Linked DNA regions of Homo sapiens: region 1 is linked to region 2. A link is a loop called in an ENCODE intact Hi-C map of the cell type or tissue named here. Cell type or tissue: gastrocnemius medialis. All regions are shown on one strand. Region 1 overlaps CADM1 (cell adhesion molecule 1). Region 2 overlaps CADM1 (cell adhesion molecule 1).

Region 1 (5,000 bases), 81 kb after region 2:
CATTCTTATATTCCTGCAGAGTTTTGCAGTCTGACCTATTTGTCTTAAGGTTGGACTCCATTATACATTCTTAAGAAGCAGAAGCAAGACGGAGATGGCCTTGAAAATCACCATCAACATTGTAATCAGTCTCTTTGATAGAGGTGATACAGAGCACTGACACTTTAGCCGCCATTTTCTCTTAAAATGGTATTCTCATTCATTTGAAGACAGAAGCAGAGGACCCTGCCTTGAATTTGCAATGTTTAAAAATGGGAGAAATACACTATTTGATTCAATGTTCAGACATTAACAAAGTGCATTCAAGGAATCTAAATCAGAAAAAAAGGAAAGAAAACTTAGTTTGTAGTAATCTTTCCATAAAAGCATCCAAAATTCCTTTCTGATTGAAAACTGTGATTTCAGATTAGCTACTCTAAATGTATTATAAAAAGCAAATGCAACAGACTTTTTTTGGTTGATCCAGCCTAAATTAGGCTACAAAAAGGGAAGTAAAACATTAAAACAAACACAAACATAGATACATACAACTCTCAGTACTGTTAGCTACTCGGTGATGATGTGAATAACATTCCTAGAGACCTCCTGAAGATGAGAATTTTCAAGGGGCTCCTGCGTCTAAATTATGGTAATAATTCCTACCCTCTTAATCATGAATGGTAACTACAAATAGAAGATAGAAACTCTTTTCTTGGCTTTTAGGCTTTAAATACATCCTCACTTTAAAAACAGATCCCATCATCTGTCTTTAGACAGGAGTGTGTTTACTCACAGGAGTGAAGGTCTAAGATGCTGCCTTGAGAAAGATAAAATTAAGGCATCAAAGAATCCAAAATACAATTTTATGTTAATATCTGGCTTCCTTTATTTTATACCAATATACAGTGAATCTTACTTCTTAAGCATATATATCACAGAAAGCACATACTATCGAAATTCTGTCCTGAAGAACTCTTGAAACAAAATTTGCTGGAGTAATATTTCTCAACCTATACAAAGGGAATGCTCGTATCCCTATTTACAATGTACCTTAACAGCCTATGTCTAGCATCATTATAATTAAGAAGCAAAACTATGAAATGGAAAGACAACAAGAAAACGAGCACATGGAGGGCTGCTTCCTCATAGTTTCACCATGATCATCACTGATTATGATCATCCGGAAGAGGTGAATACATTATTTAAAACTGTGAGATATGCATGTAGGCTCTGGTCATAAAACTACATTTGTCCTAGTAAAGCTCAATTTAAGGTTGGGCTCCAAATTGCAAAAGTTCCGAGGAGAAGGGAGTTTCTCTAACCATCTATGAAGCACTAGCCTTTCCCTGAGCAAAGCATTTTGCCTCCACCGCCCCCCCACCACTCAAATAGAACTTTAGCACCTCCTTTATTGCTCACAGTTTCTCTTGTACTTCAGGGGATTTACACTGAGTGAGGGCAGGAGAATCCCTAGTCTAAAGCAAAATTCTGTATTGATATTTAGGATGATTTCAGCATCAGCACATTAGACTGAAGGCATGGATGAAAGATTGTGGTTATTATTCCTAAAGCTGACTCACCCTCACAGAAGAGCCCACAGCTACTGAAAAGGGTTCTATTTTTTTTCAAAAGAGGGATAGGATAGTGTGAGTTGGCCATGGCAAATGAAAAAGCCCAGCTTCACTTTCTATGTGTATGACACAGCCCGGGAGGGAAATAGGCATGACAGTAATGAGACTTGGGTGTTGGGAAGTTTAGTTTGAAGAGCAGAGCACTAATGGTTTCCAGTTGAGATGTTCAATTCAGTCCTCTTACTAGTCTTACTTGAAGTCAAAACAAAACAAAACAAACAAATAAAAAATAACCCTAGTCTTTCAGAGTCTTTTGAGAGTGCATCACATAAAAATATCTTGTGATCATCTACAAGGTGCAACATCACATTTATATCATATAAAACTGACATGTAGACCTTTGTACTTTACTGATCATATAGCCCCCAAGCCATGTTCTGTGAGCAGTAATATGATACAGTGCATAAAAGCTGGAATTCTAGGCTTAGACAGAACTTAGCTCCAAGTTCCAATCCAGACTTCGCTGTTCATTTGGTGTGTGACTTTGGCTTATTCAATTTCTCTAAGTCTCACCTTCCTCAACAGAAATTAAAAATAAAACAGTAAAAAAGAGATAACAGTACACACCCCATAACATTATAAGAATTAAATAGCAATGCACTCAAAATGCTTATCACAGATCATGAGGAAGTTTTTTGTTGTGACAGAATTGTTCTGTGTCTTGAGAACATATATATTTCTTAAAACTTCAGAACTATACATACACAAAATAAAATGTTACTGTATAATTTTGAAAATGAAATGAAAATATATATGTACATGTAAAAATGATATCAGGTAAAGCATTCAGTAAACGCAGACACACACACACATACAAACACATTACCACGGTGCCTAGTACCTAATTTGAAAATGTTCATTACTACACACGGACACATAGAGGGGAACCACACACACCGGGGCCTATTGGAGGGGGAAGGGTGGAAGGAGGGAGCGTATCAGGAAAAATGACTAATGAGTATTAGGCTTAATACTGGGGTGATGAAATAATTTGTACAACAAACCCCCTTTACACAAGTCTTCCTATGTAACAAACCTGCACATGTATTCCTGAATTTAAAGTTCAGAAAAACAGAAATGTTTCTTATAGTCATTATGTGAAATAGAATTTCTCAGATTCCCATGTTTGTAACCCCAAACCTATAATAAACCTACAAATAGCAAGTGCATTTTTTAAACTGATATATCAAAGAAACTTGATGGGAGTTTTCCAGATTTTTCCTACGAAAATACAGTGGGAAAGGTATTATGGAGTCATATCAGGCAATTCAAACCATTATATTTTCTAGATTTTGTGAAGTTTATAGTATGTGTTAGCTTTGTAAAGTTTGTACTTTGTTGTTATTTATTTTCTCATTCTAAATAAATGCTCATTTTCTTACCTAAAAAAAGAAAAAAAGAAAATGTTCATTATTGATATAGTTTTTGCTACTGGGGTTATTGTCATTAGCAAACCTGATAGAATATAGGTAACCAGGGTGACAAAAATAAAGGAGGCAACTGGTTGGCCCAGGAAAGGTTCTCAATGAAGGGAGATGGAGTGATAGACAAAGGGTGATGCACTGGGTCACCATTGGTGACCCAACGGTGGCAGCATTGGATTATAGCCAGGAGTAAGGCTGTGTATGAGTGGAGCAATGTTGCCATCTCTGTGCTGCTTCCAGGTTAGGAAGAAGACACATTACCAGTTGCAATTACAAGATGCCAGAAGAAAAAAGGAAAGAAAAAGAGCAGCTATTTCTGCTGCTAGACATGAAAACAAACCAACTGAGAAAAGTGCTTTGATGAGCAGAGTGTATGCTGCTGGGTGTGTGGGCTGGATTCTACCTCATCCCCCAAAAGGGGGGCAACAAATAATCTCCCAGGTTCAGATGGGTGTGGTACAAAAAAGCCAGCCAAGTATACATTCTCTTCTTAATAACCTTAAATCCTGTCCTCCTTTCTAGTGTAAACGTTCAGCATATGAAGCTGGAAAGGGGAATACTTTTAAGGAGGCAAAGTATAAGGGAAACAATTCAATACCAGATTCCAGTATGCATGTAATCACTGAGATTTTCTATGCCTGCATTTGAAAAAATGATGTTTTTGCCCAAGAGCCAGTAAGTCATTGGCTGCCACAGATCATATAATGTGTTGACGCTCCCCGGTGGGCAAGCAGACAACAGGAAAGCACTTATCTGGTTGTGAAAATGCATTCCTTCTCCATATGCAAGTCTATTTTTCTTCCTGCAATAAACTACATTTATTTGATTCTGTATCTGATAGTTTTATAGTGTTTGTTCACATACTCACTAATTTGCAAGATTGTGTAATTTGCATGGGTCTCATAGGTCATTAGTGCAAACTAACAGCATTCTGTAAAAGATAAAGCAAGAAAAACTGGCACTTTGTCATAGTGTACAGGTAAACGTCACATCTCAATTTAGGAACTTGACACCCCAAATCTACTCTTTCCTCGGAGAAGAAGCAGATTTTACTCCCCCTCCCCACAACCCTGTGCCCTACCGGGAGATGGGAAGCATTAGTGAAAGAGATTCTAACCTACCTCTTTAATCTCCAGGTTGTGATATATTTTGAGAATATACAACTGTATTCATATCCTGGCGCTTGTCCACCCTAAATAGTTTACCATTTATATTTGAACCTGAAAAGAAGGCACAAAGGCCTCCTTCCTATACAATCCCCTAGGCCTTCTTTTTGGCATGGAAAGCACATACATTTTTGCAAAATTATTCAGTGTATACAGCTGCATTCTACAGTTTTCATTAAGAATTCAAGAGATGAAAACTGTTGGCTTCTATAGGAAAGTGACCAAATCTACAGGGATATTATGTACAAATAGTCTGGTTAGAATAATAAATGCTGCATGTGCTTTATAATGTTAGACATGTGCAACATGGATTCATTTGTGATCTGAGTCTCAGATTTTAAAAAATGGATCTTTGCCTGCCTTGAGATAAACTTAAGTAAATAATGTTTGCCATCAACTCTAAATGAAGAATGACAGTTAAATTTTATAATCATCTTCACAGCTTCAGGACTTACTTTATATTTTCTCAGGCTCATGACCCAAAGGTTGCCATAGCAACTAGGAAATCCTACCTTATCAAGCGCTTACATTTACATTCCTTGCAGCAGCTCCCCGTTATGAATTAAATCCATCATGGTCTTCTATTCTCAAAATAAAAAGTTCTTAGGATTATCTTGCAGAAACAAGGATCAAATGCTTTGATAGAAAAACACCATGCAAAAGTTAATTCAATGGTGGTTTTCTTTAGGAAGAGATATAACTATGGCATAATAAACAGCTTATGTCCAAACTTCCTGGCTTCAAAGAAAACTTAAATAGAGATATTGTGCTAAAAATGACACATTTACTCCCTATGCATT
Region 2 (5,000 bases):
GGTGAAGCCATAGATATCTGTGGTGCTCAGAATTGATACATTTTATCATATATCATATATTACTATGTGACAATATGTTGTGACACTGCATGTTAATAAATTTGCCTCTTCTATGTTCTTGTTTTCAAATGAGAAAGGCAGACTGAATGACTTTAAGAAAAAACAACTGGGATATTTTGGAAGCCCTCCCAGTGAAAACTCTGACATCTCAGTGTAAACATTAAAAAGAAAAAATACTGACATTTACTCAGCATCTACTCCCCTAGGAACCATCATTGGGGGTAGAATAAGCCTAGTTTTAGGGATGGGAACTCTGGTACCCACAGATTGAAGTAGCTCATCCAAGATCACAGAGAGAGAGACAGCCCCATAAGTGTATGTTGGGATAGATTTCTGATCCATAAGTGCATTTCCAATGGCAATCCATAATTAAAGCCAGGTATAGCTTCCTAATGCAGTGAGGTACTTAGGAAGGAGATATAAGTATTCTCATTTCCACCAGCTACTTAAAACTGTATTTGTCAGTGTGGGGATATGGCTATGAGAGCTGAATAATGGGAGGTTCAGGGAATAGGGAGGGAAGCTACAGAAGTTGGAATTAACATAGATACACATACAAATACATTAACAAATAAAATCTGAATGTAATTAGGAGATCGTTTTTTTCAGTGCTGAACTAACAAGCTATTAATCCCTAAATCGGTTTTCTCATTTAATTCTGTGGCTCTGTAAATGCATATTTTTGGAAATGTACCCAAGAGTAATAAATGTGAGAGGGCAAGACATCGGTTGGCTGAAAGGTCAAAATAATTACCATAGTTTTACTTTCTCAGACAATCATACCACCTAAACAACAGCCCCTTGGCCTTTTACAAGCTGTGGTTAGCTCATTAACATTCATCCTATGGAATAAGGGAGAAGATAGAAATATTACGGCAAGGCTCAACCAATCTCATCTTGTACACAGCTATATAAGCTGCACAAGGAAGTCCTCACTAGAGATAGCTGCTTTCTAGATGCATTCTTATAGTCTCTTTCCTATCACAAATCTTTCTCTCATGTCTCTAAAAATTACATGGCATTCAAAACCTTTTAAGAGAGCCCCCTTGTTCACCCACCAGTGTGCACTGCATACTGAGAATTGGTAGTGCTTTCTGAGAAGCTAAGTCTCTTGCCAGAGAACGTAAAGTTAACAAGCCCAGAAGCTCCAGCTGACCCTTGCAAGTTACACAGTTCTATTCTTGGACACGTTGGCAAAGAAACTGTTTAAGAGCAAAATGGTGTTGAGGTTTCCAGATACTGATAACTGGGTCGGGAAGGTAGTCATTAAAGAAAAGCAGAAATGCTTGTAAAGGATAAACAGGATGACCTTGAACCAGCACTGGGTGGCTCAAGAGCTCCTGGGCACCCCCTTTCAGAGACAGAGGCCACATATTAGGCTAACTACAACTGCTGGGCATCAGGTGTGGGTTTATTGTTTGTAGTCGTGTAACACACACACACTAGTTAGTGAAGTTTAGTTTTTAAAAAAGATACAAAAAAAATGAAAGAAGAAGGTTATGACACTGGACACACAGAAAACAGAAGACCTGCTACCTCACAGTTCATACCCAGAAACAGCAGCACTTACTAGAGTTCCTAGTTAGGGGACCTCTATCATTCTTACCCATGAACCTTCTGGGTGAGGCTAAATTTAAAGCCCAAAATTTGGGCTGAAATGTAACATCTGCTTATAGGTTAATCTCTGATCTACAGAAAGGCTACGTTTTTCATGCACTGCTGACTTTGGCCATTAATTAAGAAGAAGCAGAATGCTTGCTGGCCTATGTGGAAGGATTTTGTTTTTCTTCTTTTTTCCTTAATGTAATTTACAAGCAAACAGAGAGGGCATATTTTTCAGCATAGTGCACTAAGGATTTTACATGCTCAACTTCCATCAATAATAAAGACAGTGTTGAAAAACTTAATCCACCCTGCTTCTTCAGTACCACTGAGTTTTAGTTAAATGCTTTTTTATGTTCCTAATGAGCTGTTTATCAGTTGCCAATTATTCACATAAATTGGGAAGAACAAGCTAAGGATTTGTTATACCCAAAATTTATTTTAAAAACCATTTACTAAATCACAAAAAATACACCTTCAGTTTTGATAACTGATTTTCCCAATTTACTCTTTAAGTTCTGGAGAAACATCTACTATCTACTTATGGCTACAGCTGCCACAGTTACCGTAATAGCTGGCTGAAAAGGTAAGCGTTAGTCTTGCCTGCATTATACAGAAAAATGTTCCCCTCTGTTGACACATGCAGTATTTATAGGCATATTATCTGACCACGGGCAGATGAGCTATCCTCTCGCCCAGCCTAGGAATCAAATATTATAGAAGGTCTATGTGCCGAGATCTATCCCTGGGTGATGGAAACTTAAAAATAAATTCTGTTCCCCTTCCTTTGTCCTGAAAGAGAAACTTAAGCGTTTTCAACAGGTGGAATAGAAACCCTGGGATTCCACTGGCACCTCTAGAACTAAGGGACATTAAATTTTCCATTGAAGAGCCTAACTACGATATGAATATGTCAAAATACCAAACAATCCAGATGGCTGATTGAATAGCCCAGAGCTCATCATTTATATTTTAATTATGTTCATAAATCAAATGTTATAACCCACCAAACCTTTTCTGAAACAGAACCAGCCTCCAAGATTTATTTTTAAGTAATGAGGTAAAGCCTAGTACATTTTCTGGGGGATCATTTTACGCCTCGGTTGGTGTTGTAAGGCATGAGGCCAAAAGCCAGACGATACTTTCTACCCAAGTGCAATAACTGCCCAGAAATGTATCACTCAGAATGGCTTAATGTCATTATAAAATGGAACTGCTATATAAAAATAAGAAAAATAGTTAGGTCTGTACACTTAAAGAACATTACAGTTATAGACATGGCATCATCAACAGCCAATCAATTAGGTCGAGGGATCTGAGGTTTTCATAATACACTGTGAATTTTTTTAAACCCTGTAAAAGACATTTAGCAAGACTGCTATAGCAGACAAATTTGTTCATTAGTCAAAGTTGCACAGAGGGTTAAACACCAGGAGGCTTTAGGTCACACTACAGTAGCAACCAATTAAAAAAATAATATTAGAAAGACATTCTGATTTGATGAGACTTTCTTTAAATGTACTTTGCTCTCTCTATAAAGGGAAAAAATATATAAAAGGAAACTCTTAAAGAGGTTGGAATGGGTTGCTGGCAGATTACAATTGATTTCATGCCAGTCTGACCTTGCACCACATTCTGTGATCTTTTCAGAAGATGAAACTCAAGATTCTGAACCTGTATTTCAGTTTCCTATGTAAATGAAAAGACACAGTCTCCTCTGTAGGTCCAAACACTAACGTATCAGGTCTTTGCATTCCTTTATTTAGAAAAAGGTACTTTGCAGTTTCTTCATGACTGGGATGTCACCCTTCCAGGGTAGCAGAGAGGAGCAGAGCTGAGTCAGTGGAAAAGGCATCCTCATACCCTGGCAGGAGACATGCCAGCGGGAGACCTATTATCCCTGGAGTCCCCACAACCTTCCCTCTCTTCCTAAGAATTTCTAAATCAGGAAATGCAGGTGTCATATTTTCTTTGATGTGCTCAATGCAACTAGGTCCAGGGGCTTGAGTGCAAATCTGTTTCTGCAACTGCATTTGGGACACAGGCTCTTCTTCATGTTTCTTACTTAGATTTCACCCAATATTCTGAAACACCAAGGAGTATGGGGATTTGATGCTTGTGGATCAAGTGCTAATTGTTTCAAGTCCTACCAGGGAGAACTCAAGGGCAGCATGAGCACAGATGATATCAGAATGTCTGGGTAGCGGGTCTGGGTCAGCCCCTGTGCATTCAAGTGAGGAAGCATTGACTGAAGAGTCTTTGTCAATCATGGAGGATTATTGGAGTTTGGAGTAGAACGACAATGCAAAGATTAACCTGAGATTTGGTGAGTGTTAGAAGCTGTTTGAGCTCAAAGCAAGAATCAACCCCTACAATATGGCTGTCTAAATTGTTGGGGGAGGACAGCTTTGCAACTAAAGGAGGGCAATGTCTAGCAATGCCAGGTGACTGGGATTGGTGAATGAACGGAGTCACACAGAGCTCTCAGAGGAGTTAAAGAGAACATCTTGCAAAATATTTGCTTTCTATTGTCATAATACATTCATGAATAATTTTCACTGCCGTTTATTTTGTTTGTTTGCAAGGTGAAGAACCTCCTGCTGTTACATCTGTTGTTATGACTCATAGTACTGAAACTGGGCTTCCTGAAGAGGGCTGAACGATTGTGAGTGGGATGAGTCAAATCTGGTGGGACTGACGTAAGACCAATACCACAGTAGAATGCAGTCTTCTCTTGCTGCAACTTTCAGGTAGGTTTGTGGGTATTAGAATTACTGTTTACAAAAAAGAATCAAATTTGATCCCATGGTGTGGTGGCAGAAAGCTTTGTTCCCACTGCTTTTTAAATGGGGGTACATACTCACAGAATATTCTTCCATGTCTTGGAAGCAATTCTCATCATTTGTAAGCAAACACTGGGCAAGAAAATCCCTATAGCAAGATTTTCTGTACAAGAATCTTCCCTCTGTAACAAGAGAGGGGTTTTTTTGTTTTGTTTTGTTCTGTTTCTTGAAGTCTTGGTAACTAGAACGGTGCCAGGGACTGGCACACAGTAAGCATTCAAGACATAGTTGCTGGATGAATGAATGAAGGAATAAGTGAATGAGAAAGTGAAGAAACATTGGGGCATGGACTTCTCCTTCCACCTTTACTACTGATTAAAAAATAAATAAAATCAGATCACGAGTTCCCGTTAGTCCTCATCACAGAATATAATTTTGTTTTTCTTTTGGAAGGTCAATCCAGCCGCCCAAATCAGAGGTTCAGCCCAGGTGTTCTGCTTTACATATTTCCACTTCACCATACATTTATTTAGCACTTCCGATGTGTCTCTAAGT

The links. Hi-C counts contacts between places; a loop is a spot of excess contacts. Peaks named below come from ENCODE experiments on the same cell type or tissue, not always from the same donor. Only the 100,000 strongest peaks of a DNase experiment are listed, where the experiment ranks them.
Region 1: a loop joins it to region 2, with 2.8 times the contacts of the local background. A loop is called at or near these places in 2 of 110 quality-filtered maps.

The regions. Positions count from the first base shown.
Region 1 is chr11:115,299,632-115,304,631 of GRCh38, forward strand. The region is part of intron 1 of CADM1 (cell adhesion molecule 1); the gene reads right to left. Among named protein-coding and RNA genes, the nearest start is that of CADM1-AS1, 95 kb to the right of the region's middle. In gastrocnemius medialis, no CTCF peak of the experiment used is centred here; no DNase peak of the experiment used is centred here.
Region 2 is chr11:115,218,317-115,223,316 of GRCh38, forward strand. The region is part of intron 5 of CADM1 (cell adhesion molecule 1); the gene reads right to left. Among named protein-coding and RNA genes, the nearest start is that of CADM1-AS1, 180 kb to the right of the region's middle. RefSeq lists an enhancer at 4,224-5,000. In gastrocnemius medialis, no CTCF peak of the experiment used is centred here; DNase peaks (open chromatin) are centred at 1,225 and 2,775; H3K4me3 peaks cover 519 bases; H3K27ac peaks cover 4,122 bases.